Regions from separate parts of the Homo sapiens genome. Here region 2 is linked to region 1. Evidence: chromatin loops called from intact Hi-C (ENCODE). Cell type or tissue: Caco-2. All regions are shown on one strand. Each heading gives the region's core, and the rest is flanking DNA. Links, peaks and the distances in the headings are about the cores only.

What was found. A loop is a pair of places that touch in the nucleus more often than their neighbours do. Peaks named below come from ENCODE experiments on the same cell type or tissue, not always from the same donor. Only the 100,000 strongest peaks of a DNase experiment are listed, where the experiment ranks them.
Region 2: a loop joins it to region 1, with 4 times the contacts of the local background. A loop is called at or near these places in 4 of 110 quality-filtered maps.

Annotation. Positions count from the first base shown.
Region 1 is chr18:35,140,511-35,151,592 of GRCh38, reverse strand. MAPRE2 (microtubule associated protein RP/EB family member 2) reads right to left here. Exons shown (of 7, transcript NM_014268.4): 7 at 8,123-11,082. Among named protein-coding and RNA genes, the nearest start is that of ZNF397, 95 kb to the left of the region's middle. In Caco-2, for the core only: no CTCF peak of the experiment used is centred there; no DNase peak of the experiment used is centred there.
Region 2 is chr18:34,940,162-34,951,676 of GRCh38, reverse strand. It overlaps LOC105372061 (a long non-coding RNA gene), which reads left to right and starts at 8,310. Exons shown (of 9, transcript XR_007066333.1): 1 at 8,310-8,453. RefSeq lists a silencer at 8,378-8,672. In Caco-2, for the core only: no CTCF peak of the experiment used is centred there; no DNase peak of the experiment used is centred there.

The DNA.
Region 1 (11,082 bases), core at 3,060-11,059:
CATCAGGCCCGTGCCCCTCTGGGACAAAGCTTCCAGAGGAAGGAGCAGGCAGCAATCTTTGCTGTTCTGCAGTCTCCACTGGTGATACCCAGGAGAACAGGGTCTGGAGTAGATCTTCAGCAAACTGCAGCACACCTGCAGAAGAGGGGCTTGACTGTTAGAAGAAAAACAAACAAACAGAAAGCAGTAACATCAACATCAACAAAAAGGATGCCCACGCAAAAACTCCATCCAAAGGTCATCAGCCTCAAAGACCAAAGGTAGATAAATCCATGAAGATGAGGAAAAACCAGTGCAAAAATGCTGAAAATTCCAAAAGCCAGAATGCCTCTTCTCCTCCAAATGATCGCAACACCTCTCCAGCAAGGGTGCAGAACTGGACAGAGGATGAGATGGACCAATTGACAGAAGTAGGCTTCAGAAGGTGGGTAATAACAAACTGCTGAGCTAAAGTAGCATGTTGTAACCCAATATAAAGAAGCTAAGAACCTTGATAAAAGATTACAGGAGCTGCTAACTAGAATAACCAGTTTAGAGAGAAACATAAATGACCTGATGGAGCTGAAAAACACAGCATGAGAACTTCATGAAGCATACACAAGTACCAATAGCTGAATCGATCAAGCAGAAGAAAGGATACCAGAGTTTGAAGACCACCTTGCTGAAATAAGGCATGCAGACAAGATTAGAGAAAAAAGAATGAAAAGGAATGAACAAAGCATCCTAGAAATAGGGGAATACGTTAAAAGACCAAACCTACAATTGACTGGAGTACCTGAAAGAGACAGGAAGAATAGAATGAACACACTTCAGGATATTATCCAGGAGAACTTCCTTAATCTAGCAAGACAGGCCAACATTCAAATTCGGGAAAGACAAAGAACAGCACTAAGATACTCCACAAGAAGATCAACCCCAAGACACATAATCGTCAGATTCTCCAAGGTCGAAATGAAGGAAAAAATGTTAAGGGCAGCCAGAGAGAAAGGTCAGGTCACCTACAAAGGGAAGCCCATCAGACTAACAGTGGATCTCTGGGCAGAAACCCTACAAGCCAGAAGAGAGTGGGGGCCAATATTCAACATGTTAAAGAAAATAATTTTCAACCCAGAATTTCATATCCAGCCAAACCAATCTTCAATAAGCAAAGGAGAAATAAAATCCTTTCTAGACAAGCAATTGCTAAGGGATTTCATCACCACCAGGCCTGCCTTGCAGGAGCTCCTGAAGGAAGTACTAAATATGGAAAGGAAAAACTGGTACCAGCCACTGCAAAAACACACCGAAATATAAAGACCAATGACACTATGAAGAAACGGCATCAACTAGCGTGCAAAATAACCAGCTAGCATTATGATGATGGATCAAATTCACACATAACAATATTAACCTTAAATGTAAATGGGCTAAATGCCCCAGTTAAAAGACACAGGCTAGCAAATTGGAAAAAGAGTCAAGCACCATTGGTGTGCTGTGTTCAGGAGACCCATCTCACGTGCAAAGACATACATAGGCTCAAAATAAAGGGATGGAGGAAAATTTACCAAGCAAATGGAAAGCCAAAAAAAAAAAAAAAGAAAAAGAAAAAAAAAAGCAGGAGTTTCAATCCTAGGCTCTGATAAAACAGACTTTAAACAAACAGAGATCAAAAGAGACAAAGAAGGGCATTTAAGGGATCGATGCAACAAGAAGAGCTATTTTAAATATATATGCACCCAATTCAGAAGCACCCAGATTCATAAAACAAGTTCTTAGAGATCTACAAAGAGACTTAGACTCCCTCACAATAATAGTGGGAGACTTTAACACCCCACTGTTAATATTAGACAGATCAACAAGACAGAAAATTAACAAGGATATTCAGGACTTGAACCCAGTTCTGGATCAAGTGGACCTAATAGACATCTATAGAACTCTCCACCCCAAATCAACAGAATGTACATTCTTCTCAGTGCCACATGGCCCTTATTCTGAAATCGACCATATAATTGGAAGTAAAACACTTCTCAGCAAATGCAAAAGAACTAAAATCATAATAAACAGTCTCTCAGACCACAGTGCAATAAAATTAGAACTCAGGATTAAGAAACTCACTCAAAACCACACAACTACATGGAAATTGAACAACCTGCTTCTGAATGATTCCTGGGTAAATAACAAAATTAAGGCAGAAATCAAGAAGTTCTTGAAACCCATGAGAACAAAGAGACCACGTATCAGAATATCTGGGACACAGCTAAAGCAGTGTTTAGAGGGAAATTTATAGCATTAAATGCCCACATCAGAAAGCTGGAAAGATCTCAAATCGACACTCTAACATCACAATTAAAAGAACTAGGGAAGCAAGAGCAAACAAATCCAAAACAGAAGACAAAAAAAAAAAAACTAAGATCAGAGCAGAACTGAAGCAGATAGAGACAAAAAAAACAAAACAAAACAACAACAACAAAAAACCCTCCAAAAAATCAATGAAACCAGGAGCTGGTTTTTTGAAAAAATTAACAAAATAGACCGCTAGCTAGACTAATAAGGAAGAGAGAAGAATCAAATAGATACAATAAAAAATGATAAAGGGGATATCACACCACTGACCCCACAGAGATACAAACTACCAACAGAGAATACTATAAACACCTCTGCGCAAATAAACTAGAAAATCTAGAAGAAATGGATAAATTCCTGGACACACGCACCCTCCCAAGACTAAACCAGGAAGAAGTCAAGTTGCTGAATAGATCAATAACAAGTTCTGAAACTGAGGAAGTGATAGCCTACCAACCAAAAAAAGCCCAGGAGTAGACGGATTCACAGCCAAATTCTACCAGAGGGACAAAGAGGAGCTGGTACCATTCCTTCTGAAACTATTCCAAACAATTGAAAAGACAGGACTCCTCCCTAACTCATTTTATGAGGCCAGCATCATCCTGATACCAAAACCTGGCAGAGACACAACAAAAAAAGAAAACTTCAGGCCAATATCCCTGATGAACACTGATGTGAAAATCCTCAATAAAATAATGGCAAATGGAATCCAGCAGCACATCAAAAAGCTTACAACCTCACGATCAAGTCAGCTTCAATCCTGGGATGCAAGGCTGGTTCAACATAATGCAAATCAATAAATGTAATCCATCACATAAACAGAACCAATGACAAAAACCACATGATTACCTCAATGGATGCAGAAAAGGCCTTTGATAAAATTCAATATCCCTTCATGTCAAAAACTCAATAATCTATGTATTGATGGAACATATCTCAAAATAATAAAAGCTATTTATGACAAACCCATAATCAATATCATACTGAATGGGCAAAAGCTGGAAGCATTCCCTTTGAAAACTGGCACAAGACAAGGATGCCCTCTCTCACCACTCCTATTCAACAAAATATTGGAAGTTCTGGCCAAGGCAATCAGGCAAGAGAAAGAAATAAAGGGTACTCAAATAGGAAGAGAGGAAGTCAAATTGTAAATTGTCTCTGTTTGCAGAAGACATGATTCCATATTTAGAAAACCCATTGTCTCAGCCCCAAAACTTCTTAAGCTAATAAACAACTTCAGCACAGTCTCAGGATACAAAATCAATGTGCAAAAATCACAAGCATTCCTATACACCAACAATAGACAAGCAGAGCATCAAATCATGAATGAACTCCTGTTCACAAATGCTAAAAAGAGAATAAGATACCTAGGAATACAGTTTACAAGAGACATGAAGGACATCTTCAAGGAGAACTACAAAGCACTGCTCAAGGAAATAAGAGAGGACACAAACAAATGGAAAAACATTCCATCCTCATGGATAGGAAGAATCAATATCGTGAAAATGGCCATACTGCTAAAGTAATTTATAGATTCAATGCTATTCCCATCAAACTACCATTGACATTCTTCACAGAATTAGAAAAAACTACTTTAAATTTCATATGGAACCAGAAAAGATCTGTATAGCCAACACAATCCTAACCAAAAAGAACAAAGCTGGAGGCATCACCCTACCTGACTTCAAACTATACTACAAGGTTGCAGTAACCAAAACAGCATGGTACTGGTACCAAAACAGAGATATAGACCAATGGAACAGAACAGAGACCTCAGAAATAACACCACACATCTACAACCATCTGATCTTTGACAAACCTGACAAAAACAAGCAATGGGGAAATGATTCCCTATTTAATAAATGGTGCTGGAAAAACTGGCTAGCCATATGCAGAAAACTGAAATTGAACCCCTTCCTTACACCTTATACAAAAATTAACTCAAGATGGATTAAAGACTTAAATGTAAAACCCTAAACCATAAAAACCCTAGAAGAAAACCTAGGCAATACCATTCAGGACATAGGCATGGGTGAAGACTTCATGACAAAAACACCAAAAGCAATTGCAACAAAAGCCAAAATTGACAAATGGGATCTAATTAAACTAAAGAGTTTCTGTACAGCAAAAGAAACTAGCATCAGAGTGAACAGACAACCTACAGAATGGGAGAAAATTTTTGCAATATACCCATCTGACAAAGGTCTAATATCTGAATCTACAAGGAACTTAAATTTACAAAAACAAAACAAAACAAAACAAAAAACCATCAAAAAGTAATCCCAGCACTTTGGGAGGCTGAGGCAGGCAGATCACCCAAGGTCAGGAATTCAAGAGCAGCCTGGCCAACATGGCAAAACCCTGTCTCTACTAAAAATACAAAAATTATCCGGGTGTGGTGGCACGTGCCCATAATCCCAGCTACTCAGGAGGCTGAGGCAGGAGAATCGCCTGAACCCGGGAGGCGGACGTTGCAGCGAGCCGAGACTGTGCCATTGCACTCCAGCCTGGGCAACAAGAGCGAAACTCCATCTCAGGAAAAAAAAAAAAAAAAAAAGAGTGGGCAAAGGATGTGAACAGACACTTCTCAAAAGAAGACATTTATATGGCCAAAAAACATGAAAAAAAGCTCATCATCACTGATCCTTAGAGAAATGCACATCAAAATCACAAGGAGATACCATCTCGCTCCGGTCAGAATGGTGATTATTAAAAAGTCAAGGAACAATAGATGCTGGCGAGGCTGTGGAGAAGTGAGAATGCTTTTTCACTCTTGGTGGGAATATAAATTAGTTCAACCATTGAGCAGGATAGTGTGGTGATTCCTTAGGGATCTAGAACCAAAAATAGCATTTGACCAAGCAATCCCATTACTGGGTATATACCCAAAGGAATATAAATCATTCTACTATAAAGACACATGCACATGTATGTTTATTGAAGCACTATTTACAATAGCAAAGAGATGGAACCAACCCAAATGCCCGTCAATGAAAATGGATAAAGAAAATGTGGTACATATACACCATGGAATATTAAGCAGTCATAAAAAAGAATGAGATCATGTCCTTTGCAGGGCCATGGATGAAGCTGGAAGCCATCAACCTCAGCAAACTAACACAGGAACAGAAAACCAAACACATGTTCTCACTCGAAAGTGGGAGCTGAACAATGAGAACACATGGACACAGGGAGGGGAACAACACACACCAGGGCCTGTTGCAGAGTGGGGGGTCAAGGGGAGGGAGAGCATTAGGACAAATACCTAATGCATGTGGGGCTTAAAATCTAGATGACGAGTTGACAGGTGCAACAAACCACCATGGCACATGTATACCTATGTAACAAACCTGCACATTCTGCACATGTATCCCAGAACTTAAAGTAAAATATAAAAAAAAAAGTTCTGGGGTAAAATTCACATTTTCCTTCTCTGCATTTTTTTTTTTTTTAAAGCTCAGGTGACTGGACAATGTCTTTGTTTGCAGGACAGGATGGCCTCTGAGCCTATCTTGACATAACTTAGCCTAAAAGAAACTAACATTTGGCTTGGTTTTCTGTGGTCTTTTTCTAAAAGATCTTTCAAGCTGGAAGAAAAACTGTTCCGTTAGAAGTTCATGTTTCATCTACATAATAAATATATCAGATTAGAAGACAGCATCCTAGTAGTAAGTTCCAAACACATTTATGAGACCTTTTCATTACTTTTTAATTTCCAAAGTTTCATTTAAGCTCTCAGATTTGACAAAAACCATTTTACTAAACATATTTTTTTTTATTGTATATGGATAACCTTCAAGACCTAAAGAAATACCATAGTGTAAAAATATGAAGGATGTTAGCTACACAGAAGGAAACATGTACTTAACTTTTTTATTCTCTAGAAAAGAAAACATTTAGGTCTTGGGTTAGTTTCCTACTGAGAATCGTAAATTCAAAGGTACATTAATACATCATTACCCTTTAAAAACAATTTATCACCAGGCTTGATGATAAAATCGTTGCAAAATACCACAAGAAACCTGTTTTAGAAATTAAAACTTGGAAGCTAAAAAGTTAAACATTTTTTTTTTCCAGTGAATTGAGAGAAAAAGGCATCCAACAAATTAACTTCAGCTGGGTCTTCCATTTTGATGACATTTGTAAACCCAAAACAGAAGCACAGCCTCAGTAAATGCACCTTCTGTGTACTCGTAATCTATACAAGACATGGGGTCTGGCTCAGAGTTGGGGGGTCTGCCCGTGGGGCAGTCTTGTGATCCAAAGTACCAATGCCACGTGAGGGTCCTCCAGGGATCAATGGATTTTCTCCTCAGCTTTGCTTTCCTTTAGGCAAATAAAGCCAGGATTCCTCTAATGAGTGGAAAACATCTTTTATGAGTTCCTAGTTTGGCAAGACAGGAGCTATTAGACATCCACGGAGATGTTTTTATCCATCATTTGTGCTATTTGGCAACATTGCCTCAGTGCTGAGAAACTGGGTCAGTAAAAGTTATTACTAGTGATAGCAGCCTTAATTAATGATCATAGTTGTGTTCTAGCAGTTAAAAGGAATAAAACAAGTCAGAAACCAAGTTGTCTGTGTGTGTTTTAGAGAACTGGCATTTTGTAACTCAAATTCAATGGAATTCCATTAACTTTTTTGAGAAGGGGTGTCTCTGGACTTGAGCCTATCCATAGTACCAGAAGCAACAAATTTTTAGAAATGATGTCAGATTTAATAAAATAGAACAAGCATGTTATTTCGCCACCTTTGAACCATCAGTGACAGATTTACTAGAGTCCACCAGTGTACATTTTGTAAGATGAATCACATGTATTTTTGTCTGTGCACAAATGTCTAAGATCAAGTGTTTAAAACCCCAGAGTTCGTGGATTAAATGGGAAACACACATGTACTTTGAGCATGAAATTTCAAACCCAGGTAATGGCTCACAAACTTCTGTCACAAGTGGTGTACCTTGGGAGGAAATGAATGTAGATGGAGAAGAGGGGTAACATCTTTGCTTTCTGTTATTTTCCCACTTATTTTAATAGAAATGTGCCTAAAGGCAAGTGACTGGAAAATAGTGGCCAAAGGACAGTAGAGAAACCAAACTGGCCTCTAGGTGGTGCTTGGAAGCAGCGTAGGGAAGGCTGGCACTCTTCACGGTGAAAAGGGTATTAGCTGAAGCCCAGTAACCTGCAGGCTCCAGGGTAACGTCTGCATCCCAGTGTGGCCTGCTCTGCAGTCTCCACAGGTGATTACTGGGCCAGTTGAAATACATTTCTCTTTTCACCTATTCCTGTATCTGTTAAATTGTTATTACAATTATAGCTCATGTCGATAAATCATTGCCGTTTAAAGTCAACAAACACTTATTCAAAGGGTTTTTGTCAAGCAGGTCATTCTGCCACAAAGCTGTACTTAGAAACATCTGCCTGCTTCTCCCACAGTTTCCTATTTGCCCAGCACTGTCTTGTCCAGATGGAGTATGCTGGACCTGCAGGAGCTAGGATTCTGTTTGCTTGCAGGTGGAATGTTTCCCAAGGGAATGTTTTCTCTTTATGTCTTTTTTTTTTTTTTTTTGGTAAAGTTTTTAAAAGGTATTATAGCTGCTACATTTGATATCAAATACGAGTCTGTAACTCTTGTTAACAACATTGGCCATCAATAAAAACAAAGACAACCCCCGCCCCGGGGAAATCATAATAAAATGTGGGTAGATGTGTAAATCCACACAAATCTATTCCTATTCACATGCTGACTGAAAAGGGAAGCTTCAGCATAAAAATTTAAGAATCTGTAACTCCAGGCAGATTTTAACATATACTTTTTTTTTTATTAAATATGTAAAAAGATCAATGCAAGTCAAGTTATTCACATATTCAGAGACAAAAAACTATTCTACCATGCGACAATAGGTGGGTAATGTAAAATGAATGTGATACATCTGAATAAGACTTTTTCATCTATTATGTCATTACTTATCTATATTTATAATTAACAATACATATGTTTACATTCCTTTCAGTTTACATTTAATATATAACAAAAGCTTTATGGTGTCCTATTTAGTAAAAGTAATCTGAATGCATATTAAACCTTAACGGAATAATGGAAATACTCACCAGGGAAGGGAAGAGTTCTTGGTTCCCTTCTGGAATTTACTTCTCTCAGGTCAACAGGTGTTTTTCTTTCTTTTTTTTTTTTTTTTTTCCTGCTTTTCTGCTTAGAACAAATATGGGCTTTCTCTTTGCCCCCTGCTTCGATCACTTCCTATCTGACAGTAGCAGTGGAAGTGCTATAACCAGCCGACAGCGGGCACGAGGGGGGGTACTAAGGATGAAACTGGGCTTCCTGAGAGGGAGAAGTGGAGCACGCAATCAGGGACGCTTCCTGCCCAGCCCGATGACATGTGACCAGGGGCCGCTAAGGAAACTGTTCCCTGAATGCCGAGATGAGAGAATAATGGGGTCCCACCATCCATGGGAAATGAGGGGGGATCTGCAGAGGCTGGAGGTGCAGCCTAAGAGGACTGACTCAAATTCAGCTGTTAAAGATTCCCCAAAGCATCTGAGACACCATCTGGGGTGCAGCACAACAGAAGACGTTTAAGATGGGACCAGAAAGAAGAATGTATAGCTCTTCTCTAAATAAACGAATGGTCTGCCCCAAGCCTTCAGGAAGGAGAATGGTCTATGGTGACTGGGGAAAGTTCTCTTTGCAGGCTAAGAGATCTGGCCAGCATGTTTATAACTGAGAAGGCTGGGGAGCTGGAGGGCAATGGAGTGGTTCCTGCAAGAGTCACCAGGGAGGCTTATGCAAGTTATACAGCAGTAAGGGGTTGCTGGAGAAGGCAGGATCCTGACTCCCTGCTACCCACTCACGTGCATCCACATGACAGGAGTTTGGTCATGATCCACTGAGCATTGGGTATGACTGAGATGTCCAGAGCAGATGAAGAATGGCCTAGGAACCACTGCAGTATCAGGTGCATAGAGTTATTGTGACCTTTTACAAGAGCTATTTTTTGTTTTTAAAGAGATCAGTGAGTACAACAGGCTCAGAAGGGCAACACGCTGTTAAGCATGATGCTGGGTATAGCACAGCCACTACTACTTGTGACCAGGTGTGGGAGGACGTCACTGCCGAGAGCCAGGCTGTCCAGCCTTAGAGAAATAAGCTGCTGCTATAATGCAGAGTGAGCAGGAGAGAGAAGAAAGGGAAACCAAACACCACGGAACATCTGTCTAATTCTGCACAGTGTGTTGTAATAATCTGAAAAATACAAGCCATCTTTTCCACATAACTCAATAAATATCACTTTGCTGCAAAAGATTTATTTTGGAGAGACTTCTTTTGGTGAAAAGCTTCAATGCTAGAATTTAGAATTCATATTTCATCGATTAATAAAGAAATTTCAAAGCTTCAGGATACATAATTCAGAAATTTATTTTAAGCTTTTCAGTTAAGCGGAAAGTGGGGTGGGCACATTTGTTTCTTGTTTTTGTTGCACCTGCTAAGTCAAATAACAAGTGAAAGTAAACCTAAAGTTAGAAACCAAGGTGAAATGAATGATCCAGGAAGGGATACCATCTGTCAAAGGAAAAAATAAAAATAAAGAAAAAAAAGAGGCAAAGACTTGGAAAGAGACTAAGAAAATGTACAAATATTAGTTAAAAAATAAGGAATGCTTTTAATTCATTAATGTTTCCTCTATTTATGAATTGCCATGGTTTAGCTAAGGTCAATGACAAGGAGGGCCCTTGTGTTAAAGAGGGAAAATTCTTTATTCTAGAAGATATTGGGAGTCATAGATTTTTCTGTGCTGTTATTCCAGTGTCTACACCAGACTGCAGAACCATGATTCTCCCTCGCAATTATGCTCCTATTAATAAGGTCTTCACTTCTAGCCTTACAGCAAGTGTGTGGCATGGTGCAGAGCCTTGGAGCTCAGGGCTGCACACCTGAAGTTACCCTTTAGTAGGGGTCCCCTAGAGTGAATGACAGTTTTGTGGCTGAAACCTACACAAAGAGGAAGAGGAATGAGGCAGGAAGACCCGTACCTAACCATACCCTCTTTGGACTGCAGAAAACTGATGGCAACATCTCGGGGAGTGGCTGCCCACCAAAGAGGACCCTGAGAAAGAAAAGAGCATAACCTGGGAAATGGGCTACATGGGGGCAAGGGACATGGTGAGCGGGCAAAGTTGAGATGGTGTTTTCCTTGAGTGAATGTCTTTCAAAACTAACAACATACTGTGTAGTTGTCTAACATGCTGATGGAGGAACACTGCTGGGCCCTGAAATCCTAGCTTTGAATCCATTTTTTCCCTTTAGTATTGTGAGTAGAGGGAGAAAATGACCTTATGTTTTCCCCCACGACACAAGTCACCGTCATTATGGCTTTCATATCAAGTATCTGTTTCCCTTTGTTCCAATTATTTGACCAAATTTATGTTCAGAGGTTAGACTTGCAAACATCAAAGCACCACAAATGTGTGTGACATCTAGTGACACTGGGTTGAAAAATGCCAATATAAATACCATATATCAAATTACCATTGTTTCACACCAGGATAAAAAGAGGGGTGGTGGCAGTGGTGTTGGGGTGGGAAAGAGTTGTTCTGGAAAGAAATGAAGAAAAGAGCAGAACCAATCTCAAGCAGCCAAGTGGTGAAGTTGGATGTATGTGACCCTACGATCTCTCGGGTAGGTGGCCAGAGGGCCGTCCGCTAATACACCTTGGCAAAGAAAATGGGAACCAAGCGCAGTGG
Region 2 (11,515 bases), core at 2,012-10,011, 200 kb after region 1:
ATGGGGATACAGGCAATAGTTGATATTCAGCCAGGACACCAAATCATCAATCCCGCCTCATTTTCTGTCTTCCAATCTTGGCCCATTTATATCAAGATCTTTCCCAGGGGATAGATTATGCAAATATATTTGATCTGTTTAAAATGCTCCATTTATTCCTACAGTTGTATATGGTGTTGTTTCCCTGAAACTCTTTCAGGAAGTCTATGAGGTCAAAATGATTTTCATAATAATACTAAGACATTATTTACTTCTATCACTGTGCAGACATTTGCACTGAGAGTGCAAAAAATGCTTACAGTTTTAAAAAGTCAGTTTCATTTAGGAATGTTCTTAATGAAGTAGAATTATTAATTATATCAAATATTGACCCTTGAGAACACATTTGTGTGACAGAATAGTAAGTACCCACAAATGTTTTCATTTTATACTGAAGTATGTTGGTTGTGTTGAGGAAAAGCACTCCTGTGATAGCGTTGTGAGCTAAACTAAACTTCTTTTTTCATGGTACACCATTTTACTTCAAAGAATGGCTATGAGACAAACGTAATTATTTAGACTTAAGTATTCTGCATGTATATTTGTAGAAAATGAATGAACTGAATCTGCTGTCACTCTAAGGAAAACAACAGAATTTGGTGGCAACAATAAAATTCAATATCTCAAGTGCAAATTACAATTTTGGGAAACTTGAATCGGCTGCTATGAGTAGGACAGTTTTCCAATACTTTTCTGATGAGATCTGTAGTGATATTAACAAATGTGCTTTAAAAATATTATATAATGAATTATGTCTATATTTGGAACATCTGAATTATTTGGTGAAACAATATTTTTCAAATGACCGGTGTATGATGTTACAAAATTATATTGTACATTCAAAGGGCAAGATGGACCAATGGATTTTAACGTAGCAGAGCAACAAAGTTCATTGATAGGATTTCAGATTCCATGTGGTGACTAATCTTTTAAGAAACATCAGCGCATCAAAGAAGAATATTCACAATTATCTGAAAGGACTTTTAAAATAGCCCTTTGCTTTCCAAGTGTATATCTGTGAGAGGCCAAATTTTCTTAAGATACATCAACTAGCCCGGGCGTGGTGGCTCATGCCTGTAATCCCAGCACTTTGGAAGGCTGAGGCGGGCGGATCATGAGGTCAGGAGATCGAGACCATCCTGGCTAACACGGTGAAACCCCGTCTCTACTAAAAATACAAAAAGTTAGCTGGGCGTGGTGGCAGGCGCCTGTAGTCCCAGCTACTTGGGAGGCTGAGGCAGGAGAATGGCGTGAACCCAGGAGGCAGAGCTTGCAGTGAGCCAAGATCAGCCACTGCACTCCAGCCTGGGTGACAGAGCGAGACTCTGTCTCAAAAAAAAAAAAAAATCAACTAAAATAACATATTGCAAAAGATTGAATGCAGAAGCAGCTAGGAGAACCAAGTGTTGTCCATTAATCTAGACCTTAAGGAGATTTGTAAAATTATAAAACAAGGTTACTGTTTAAATATTTTTGTTTTGCTAAACGTTATTTTTCACAGGAATATGTTATTTAATTTAACATGTGATGGGTTTACTATTGTTATTTTTTATTTATTATTATTTTTTATTTATCTTTTTTGAGACAGAGTTTTTGCTCTTGTTGCCCAGGCTTGAATGAAGTGGCACGATCTCAGCTCACTGCAACCTCTGCCTCCCAGGTTCAAGAGATTCTCCTGCCTCAGCCTCCCAAATAGCTGGGAGGCATCCGCCACCATGCCCAGCTAATTTTTGTATTTTTAGTAGAGATGGGGTTTCACCATGTCATTCAGGCTGGTCTTGAACTCCTGACTTCAGGTGATCCACCCGCCTCAGCTTCCCAAAATGCTGGGATTACAGGCGTGAGCCACTGCGCCCAGCCTATTATTATTTTAAAATAAATATATACTTAAAACATTTCTCAGTTTTAATTTCTAATATAATAAATATCAATAGATATAACCCACATAAAGTGTAAAGAGCCCCTGAGACAAAAATACTAGATGATACATTTCTATTCAGATTCTCCTTGATAAAGTGTTTTTGACTTATGTGTTGCATTAGATGTAAGCTGTGTTTAATACTTAGATGCTGCGCTTTGAGAATTCAAAGAGTTCATAAAAATTTATTTCTAAAGCATAGAGATTTAACTTCTATAACTAGTTCTAGTGATATTCATGAAACTTCAGAGAAACTCACTGTTGATCAACAATAGAATTAACAGAGCTAACACACCCTCCTTTCTACGAACAAGAGGAAAATCTGTCAAGGGTCAATGCCACTTCCACACCTTTATTTCAAATAAGCAAATGGTGTTTATTCCTGAAATTGCTTCCTGCCTTTGAAAAACATCTAATCAACCACTACATTTCCTTGGCTCAATAAAGAGTAAAGGGATTTCACTGATACTTGATTCATTCAGTGCTTAAACTTCATTTCTGCTATAATTTCGTCTTTAAAAAATAGGTGTATTTGTCATGCAAAAGGTTTTTCTAGTCAATGCATATCAAACAAACACATTTACAGGCTAAAAAGTGAAAAATGCCATCATTAATTTTTATTTCCATAGAATTCTTTGCCATGTTTTCACATCGTGTGTCAAATACTAGTTCAGAAGTAGTTGGGTCTGAGGAAATTGGGTCTAAGGAATTGGGTCTAAGGAAATTGCTAGAAGACAGTGCTAGTGCATTGACTGTTTGTGAAAAAGACCTTTCAAAGAGTCTCTTTTACAGATAGATTGCTCTTTTATTTTCCCTATTGATGATCAGCTTCCAGTGGTATAGGGGGACGAAACCTTGCTATCCACAGAGAGGTCCTTAGACCAGCAGCATCAATACCACCTGAGAGCTTGTTAGAAGTGCAGGATCTCAGGTTCCACCCTAGGCCTACAGAATCAGAATCCGAATTTTAAAAAGATTCCCATTTGATGCCTAAACACATTAAAGTTTGAGAAACACTGCTATTAGGGATACAAATAATATGTTCTCCATACTTTTTTGGGTGTTTTTTTCTGACTAGTATTCAACTTCTCTTTTAGAACAATCTTAAACAATGTAATCAGTGTACTCAGACTTATTCCTGGATTGTTAAAATATTTACTTCTACCAACCATTTTGAAATAAGTACAGGTACTTATGCCCTGTCTTCTAAAATGCGATAGCAATGAAAACATCAAAGAACTTAAGAAATACAGATTGAAACCTAAATGTAGGGCAACAGTAACTGATGATAAGAATCAATAAATATTTATATTTTAAAGTATTTTGTCTTAAATGAGCCTGTTTTTGGGAAAAACTTTTATTTAAACATGAGGCTCTTCCATCTAGGCCCTTTATTTGCTCAATACCACCTTTTTAGATTGGAAAAAGATCTGATTTGCAAGATAACCTGATAGATATTCTTTAACATACTGTACTTGCCTGCCAGATACCAGTAGCACCCCCTTGATTGTACACCTCCAAACTTTGAAGTGTAGTGAATTCATTTTTTGAAGGAAAATAAAAGCTTTTATTGAAATATTTTCTTTATATTTCCCAAAGATGGCCTGTTTGAATGGTGAGCTCCCACACTTGGTAGCTCTACGGTAGCCTGCTTTAGGTCAGTGGAGATCATGGGCAGTCTTCCTGGAAATGACAAAAGATCACTTTATAAAACCAGGCCATGTTTTGCAACAGCTGGTTATTTTTGCTTCAGAGAAGCAGGCAATGAAGAAATATGGCAAAGTGTGAGGAAAAGCACATTATGGCAATATGATGCCATCTTTTCATATTCTGCGTATATTTCAGTGCATCTGTCATTTGGAATGTGGCCTTCCCCTGGTTAAAGATCATGAGATTTAAATATGTGTGACTCAGCACTTTGTAAACTCAGGGCTTTTAATGTTGATCACATAAACACTTAGCTGCAGTGTATATAACAAAAGACATATATGAAAGACCTACCTGTGTAAAGCATTATGTTAATTAAAGGGTATAACCACATCATTATGTACTTCAGGAATTTAGATAATGATTATCTATTGTTTCTTTTATGTGCTACTAATTTTAATGTAGTCCAGTGATACATGCTTAAGAATATGTGCTTTCAGTACTCTGATAAAAATGACTGTCAAAATGTGAATATATTTCACACTTCCTACATATTCCATTAGTCATTATTGGAGGAAAAAATGTGAATAATTTATTGGTAAAAAGTTTGAATTAATCTGCTGACAACTTAAATCATACATAAAGGTGCCTAAGAGTGTGGGGCTTTGGGGGAAAAAAGGCATGCTTTTTGTTAATAAGAAGGGTGACTCTTTGAAGGACAGAGAAAATAATTTTACCTTCTACAGAAAAAGTCAGCACACAATTATCTAATCTATTTCCTCATAGTGTAATCATCTTGGGTAAATTATTTCTTCATACATTATATTTATAACTGTTTTTAATTATAATGATTATGTATGGATTTGCCCACAGAGATATATATATATATATATAAAATTTGTTAACAAGTATATTTTCATATGCATTTATTTTTACTTATTTTAATATTTATTTTCTTTATGTTTTAGAGAAAAGATCTCACTCTGTTGCCCAGTCTGGAGTTCAGTGACATCACAGCTCACTGCAGCCTCGACCTTCTAAGCTCAAGCAATTCTCCTGCCTCAGCTTCCCAAGTAGCTGGGACTACAAGCATGTGCCACGACTTCTGGGTAATTTTAAAATATTTTATAGAGATGGTATTTCCCTATGTTTCCCAGGCTGACCTCCAATTCCTGGGTTCAAGCGATCCTCCTGCCTCAGCCTCCCAAAGTGCTGGTATTACAGGCATAAGCCACTGCACCTGGCTTGCATTTATTTTTATAAGATCTGTTTTAGATCATTTCATTTAAAAACGAAAAAATCTACATTTAGAATAAAACTAAAAATCACTAAAAAGTATAAATTACATGGAATAATATTCTACATAGAGAAGACACAGACAGGAACAGGAACTGAGGTGTAATGAGAAAGAGTTTTTGAAAGTGGGGAGTAAGAGAATATAAAATAAATGAATTGAGATACTTTGAGAACTGCTAATTCTAGGTAAAATCTAGATGAATCATCATAATAATAAAGTTAAAATGTATTGAGTATTTATAATGTTATATATGTAATTTTTTCCATTTAATCCTCAAAATGACCCTTTAAGATTTGACGCTATTGTTTTGCCTGTTTTCAAATGAGGAAACTGAGGCACAAAGTTATGTCTTAAGGTTGTACAACTTTAAGTAGCATCAAACCTAAGAAGTTAGCCCAGCAGCTCATGCTGTTTAACCCTGTGCTATGCTGAGCCTGACTACTGTGCCCCGCCTCAGGGTTTGCCTGCTAAGAGAGTCCACAGCTCAGGGCCCTGTGCTATAAGGTTAGTGATCAGATAATTTTCCAGTATGATCTTCACTCATTGACTCAGCTTCCTCATCTCCCTTTCCCTGATCAGTTCTGCAATCAGGCTCCCATTCTCACCACATTTTATAAAATAATGTTTTATTTTTAAATCAATTTTTTTTTTTTGAGATGGAACCTGGAGTGCAGTGACGTGATTTCAGCTCACTGCAACTTCCGTCTCCTGGATTCAAGTGATTCTCCTGCCTCAGCCTCCATCAGTAGATGGGATTACAGGCATGTGCCACCACGTCTGGCTTTTTTTTTTTTTTTTTTTGTATTTTCGTATTTTTGTATTTTTAGTAGAGACCGGGTTTCACCATGTTGGCCAGACTGGTCTTGAACTCAAATGATCCACCTGCCTCGGCCTCCCAAAGTGCTGGGTACAAGCATGAGCCACCAAGCCCAGCTATATTTTGAAATCATTTAAGCCTCATATAAAAAGCAGTAAAAATAGTACAGATTTGCTCTGTATCCTCCCCAAACTTGGTATTATCAGCATTTTTTTATTAACCATTCTCACAGGTATGCACTGGTATCTCCTTGTAGCTTTACTTTACATTTCCCTGATGGCTAAAGATACTGAGGATGCTCATTTGCCATTCATATACTGTTCAAATCTTTTGTCCACTTTCAAATTGGATTGCTGTGGTTTTTTTTTTAATTCTGAGTTTAGAATTCTTGACATGTTTTGGATAAAGTTCCATATAAGTTATATGATTTGCAAATATTTTCTCCCTTTCGTGGCTTGTCTTTTTATCCTCTTAACAGGATTGCTCTCAGAGTTACAGTTTTTAATTTTGTTAAAGTTCAATTCATTGATTTTTTTCTCTTAGGGATCATGTCTTCCATGTCATGTCTAATAACTCTTTGCCTAACTCCAAGTCATGAGGTTTTTTTTTTCCTACATGAAGTTTAGGTCAAGGTTTTTTCCTATGATTGTCCAATGTTCTGACACCATTTGTTGAACAGACTATCTTTCCTCTCAACTAATTTTTGAAACTACTTTCACCAAGGTTGCTAATGGCCTCCTACTTTCCTGATCTAAAGGAACGATGGCCTGTAACACATTTTAGCAATGTAATGTTGGTGTAGACTGTGTGCTTTGTAACAACAGTGACATCAGGAGTTCCTTCACCTGGACGTTGAGTGAATGGAGGGAGAGTGCTGGCCTCATCCATCACCCACTGGAGGGGTGGAACACATTCATAGTGGTGGGAGCAGCCCTGACTCTACACTGCCTGCTCATGTAGCATGAACCAGGTCTGTCTACCCATATTTTCCTAAATTGCGATAGACAATGATCTTTCAGGAATATTTTCTATCTGCACTCCTTGAAATAAGAAGATAATATTGTAGTTTTAATTTTTATTTTAAATATTTTTTTCTTATTATAAGAGTAATATAGTATATGCTCATTGTAAAAAATCTGGAAAATACTTAACACCTCCTCTTGCTCTTCTCTCTCCTCCCTTCTTCCTTCTTTTGCTCCTTCTCTTCCTTTTCATTCTCCTCCTCCTTCTGCTGCTGCCCATCTTGCCCCTTCTCCTTGTTCATAGGACTCATAAACATAATGGCAGTCTACTTCTGTGGAAGAAGGAAAAAAGTGAGAGAGAAAGGCTTAGATGGATGGAGGATGGAGGTTAAAGCAAATATCACAGAAATAACATGTTCAATCTTGGTAGTAGGGACATGGAAGTCTATTTTTATTTCTTCTATTCTGGTATGTAAGCTTGAAATGTTTCAGAAATAAAATAAAAATGAATAAAAGCCCTCAAGGCATTTACTTTCAGATGAAGAGACACTAAACATTTATGATCTTTATTATTATATTATGCAGCACTGAACTAAAAGGTTAGAAGCAGAGCATCCCCACCATCCCAGAGATGAAGGAATGCTGCTCTTGACTATTTAAAATGCACTAGACCTTTTCTTAAATGATATGAAAAATAAAAGAGAATATAATCTGTCCTGGATGTTTGGGTAGGGGACAGATGGAAGATGAATGAGGTATTTTCTGTATAGGCATACTGTTCTTTGCTATGTATGACAGAATGAATAGATGACCTGCATGGCAATTTTGGAAACTTTCCTGATGTGTTAAGATAATAAGAGCAGGCAAGTTAGCTGACTGGGAGCTATTAGTTCAGCAAGTTAGAATTGCTGTTCATAGTCAAGTCATAGATTTTATAGAAGTTTTTCTAGGTTTAGTTTGCTGATGGGTCTGTAACTTTTTAATATGTTCCCTTTCTTAGACATCTTGGCCTCCATCTGCTACCAGATTAGGCTCTGGAGACTTAATATTGAAATATAAATGTTAATAAGCTCTAAAGATTGAGGTATCTGTCTAAAAGGTACAGCATTTTAAGTTTGCACCTTGCAATGGTGTCCACGTTCTAAAGTAAAGCAAAGAACTAGGGCAATGATTTAGATGATTCAAGCAAAAACATTTTACCAAGCTCTAATTACCTGGACACTTAGGCCAAATCTATTTTTGGCACAAAGTATTCAGACAGCTACTTCATTTTGCGTAGACAGATATAAATTATGTCAAACTTGACTTGTTTGCCTTTTTGAAGGAACTTTAACACACACTTTTATACAAATGCTTTTCTTCCCCCTTTGGAAAAATGAGAGCAATAATTTTGCTTGGGAAATTTTCCTATTCTTGGAATCTTGTCTCACTTTGGACAAGCCTCTTGCCTCTACTGGGTCTCTTGTTCCTTGGCTATAGAATGTAGAGTTCGGACTTGATGGACTTTAAGCTCCCTTTCATCTTCATGCTTTTAGGTAAAAATCTTTGTGAGTCCCCTTTTCTGTTGGACTTCAGTTTTTCAACTGGGATATGATGTTAGGTAACCATTCTCCTGCAGAAATGGGCGCCGGGAGAGGGAGGAGGACGTGAGCCACCCTGATCCACACGTTCTCCACGCAGGCAGAGAAGACAATGTATCTTCACAGCTCTCCCACTGTGTGGCTACTTGGAGGAAATATGCTGCCAAATGAATGAAGGAAAGAAGGTGGAATGGTGAGTGACCAGATCACACCTTTAGGAGTTTGGACTTCAGTCTCTAAGAGCTAGGGCGCCACCTGAGGTTTTCAGGCAGCACAGTTATATGTTTCAATAAAAGAACCTCTGGCTAAAGTGTGAAAGATGATGGGAGGGCTAAACTGGCAAATGAGGCACAAGGTAGGAGGTTACTGCAGTAGTTTAGGTAAAAAATGACAAAGACATAGACTAAAGCAAGCGGAGAAGAAAAGAAACATTTGAGAAATTTTAAGGAGCTGACTTTGTCACAGCTTCTTGGGTGATAGGATGTAATGAGTGACAGCGAGCACTTAGGGTGTCTTCCCTGTTTCTCCATGCAAATTTTGCATTCTTTCCTATGCTACATCCTTATTTATTCTAATCTAAAAGTAATGTTTTGATTACTACTGATTATAATTAAAAATTTCAGATAAAATTATCTATGTTTATTCTGTGTATTCAGTTTGAGAAGTACAGATATAGAAAGAGAAGAAAAAGAGGCAATGGTTAGAACCCTAAGGAAAACTAACATTTAAGGGGTAGGTAGAGGTAGAGGAGCTGGCAAGGAGATTAAGGAGGAATGGTCAGAGAAGCTGGGGGTGAAGCTGAGAAAATGTTACCATGGAAGTGAAAAGAGGAGACAGTTACGGGGGCGAATGACTAATAGGGTCACATGCTGCAGAGAAGTCAAGGAAGTTAATGGAAATATTAACTTTGAGTTCAGAAATTAACAAAGTCTTGTTGATTTTAGTGAAGGCACATTCTGGTGACAGACAGTAGATTGTCATGAGTTGAGAAGTAAATGAAGAGTAGAAAAGTAGGGCAACGAGCATGAGCTACCCTCTTCAGGAATCTTGACTGTGAAAAGAAAGAGCACTAAGAGGGCAATTTATTCAGTGGGAAGCATAGCGTTTTTTTTCTTTCAAGTGTCAGAAAGATGAATATTTTTATAGATTGGGAGGAAGGACCCAGTAGATATGGAAAGATAGAAACTACGGAGAATTAATCTCAACCTCTCAAATTCTAGAAGGTAAATGGGAAGTTTTAAAGGTTTTAAAATATATATACTACATCCTTTAACTTTCATTTCTAGAATGTTATCCTAGTTTTAAATGCTTTGAGCACTTTTCCATAACTTAAACTCCACAATTAGAATTGTATCTTAAATATTTAATTAAAAATAAAATGAACAGAGATTTGTACAATTTTAGCATCAAAAAATTGGTAACTACTTACATACTCAACATTGAGAAAATTTCCATTGGCTGCTGTAAGAATATTCAGGTGAAAATTATTGAGTTTTTAAAATATATGTTTTTTTATTATACTTTAAGTTCTAGGGTACATGTATTTTTATGTTGGATAGGTTAGACAAGCTCAAAATATTTGTCATACCCAGGAGCCCTTTCAAGATGTTCCTCCCCACTTTTTTTCTTAAATCGTATTTATTCAGGCATAATTTACATGTAATAAAATGCACCCATTTTAAGTGTCCATTTCAAAAAGTTCTGACAAGTTTCACACCAGTGTAACCATCACCATGCTCAAGATAAAAAACACTTATACTACCTCAAAGAGTTCCCTCTCCCCCTTTCTAGTTCATCCTCACCCTGCCACTGGCCATAGGAAATCCCTGACCTGCTTTCTGTCACCATAGGTTTGTTTTTTCTAGTTTTAAATAGCATAGTATGCACTCTTTTTGTCTGCCATTTTTAGCTCAGTATTATGTTTCCAAGATTCTTCTATGTTGTTACAAGCAAATATTGGTAGTTATGCCTTGTTATCATTGAGTAGTGATGTCATGAATACACCAAATTTGCACATTTATTCACCAGTTGATGGACATTTAGGTTGTTTTCAGTTTTCAGCTGTTAAGAATAAGCTGCTATGAATATTCATTTACAAGCCTTTGTGTGAATGTATGTTTTCGTTTTGCTTGGGCAAATACCTAGGAATGGAATTGCTATATCCTAGGGTCAAATGGTAAGTGGTATTCAGTTTTATGAGAAATTGCCAAACTGTTTTCCAAAATGGCTCTACACTTTTTACATTCCCATCAACAATGTATGAGAGTTCCAGTTGCATACTCTTCCCAACCCTTGATAAATCAGCCTTCTTTACATTTTAGCCATTCTAATGGGTATGCAGTGGTATCTCACTGGGGTTTTAATTTGTGTGTCAGTGATGACTTGTGATATTGAGCATTTCTCATATGCTTTTGGGAATTTGTGTATCTACTTTTATGTATTGTGAATTTAAATCTTTTGCTTATTTTAAGATTAAATTGTCTTCATCTTCCTGAGTTGCAAGTCTTCACATATTCCAGATTCAAGCTCTTTGTCACATATAAGTATTATGCACATTTTCTTCCAGTCCTTGGCTTTTTAAATGATATTATTAGTGATATCTTTCCAAGAGCAGACATTTTAAATTTAAAGTCTGACTACTTTTCAAAAAAAAAATACATTTTTTTTTATACCTTAGGAATCTTTTTCTATTCCAAAGTTGTGAAAAAAACTCTCAATTTTTCTTCTAGAAGTTATATAGTTGGGAGGTCGAGATGGGCAGATCACCAGAGGTCAGGAGTTCGAGACCAGCCCAACCAACATGGAGAAACCCCGTCTCTACTAAAAATACAAAATTAGCCAGCTGTGGTGGCACACACCTGTAGTCCCAGCTACTCGGGAGGCTGAGGCAGGAGAATCACTTGAACCCGGGAGGCAGAGGTTGCGGTGAGCTAAGAGTGCACCACTGCACTCCAGACTGGGCAACAAGAGTGAGACTGTCTAAAAAAAAAAAAAAAAACAGAAAAAGAAAGAAAAAAGAAGCTATATAGGTTTAGCTTTACATTTAGAACAATGATCCATTTTGAAGTAATTTTTATGTAGGATATAAAGATGTTGGTTGTTTTTTTTTTAACATAGGATAGCTAATTATTTCAGCACCATTTATCAAAAAGATTAGCATTTTTCCCATTGGATTATGTTGGCACCTTTGTTGAAAGTCAATTGATCACATACCTACAGGTCTATTTCTGGGTTTTCTGCTTTGTTCAATTTATC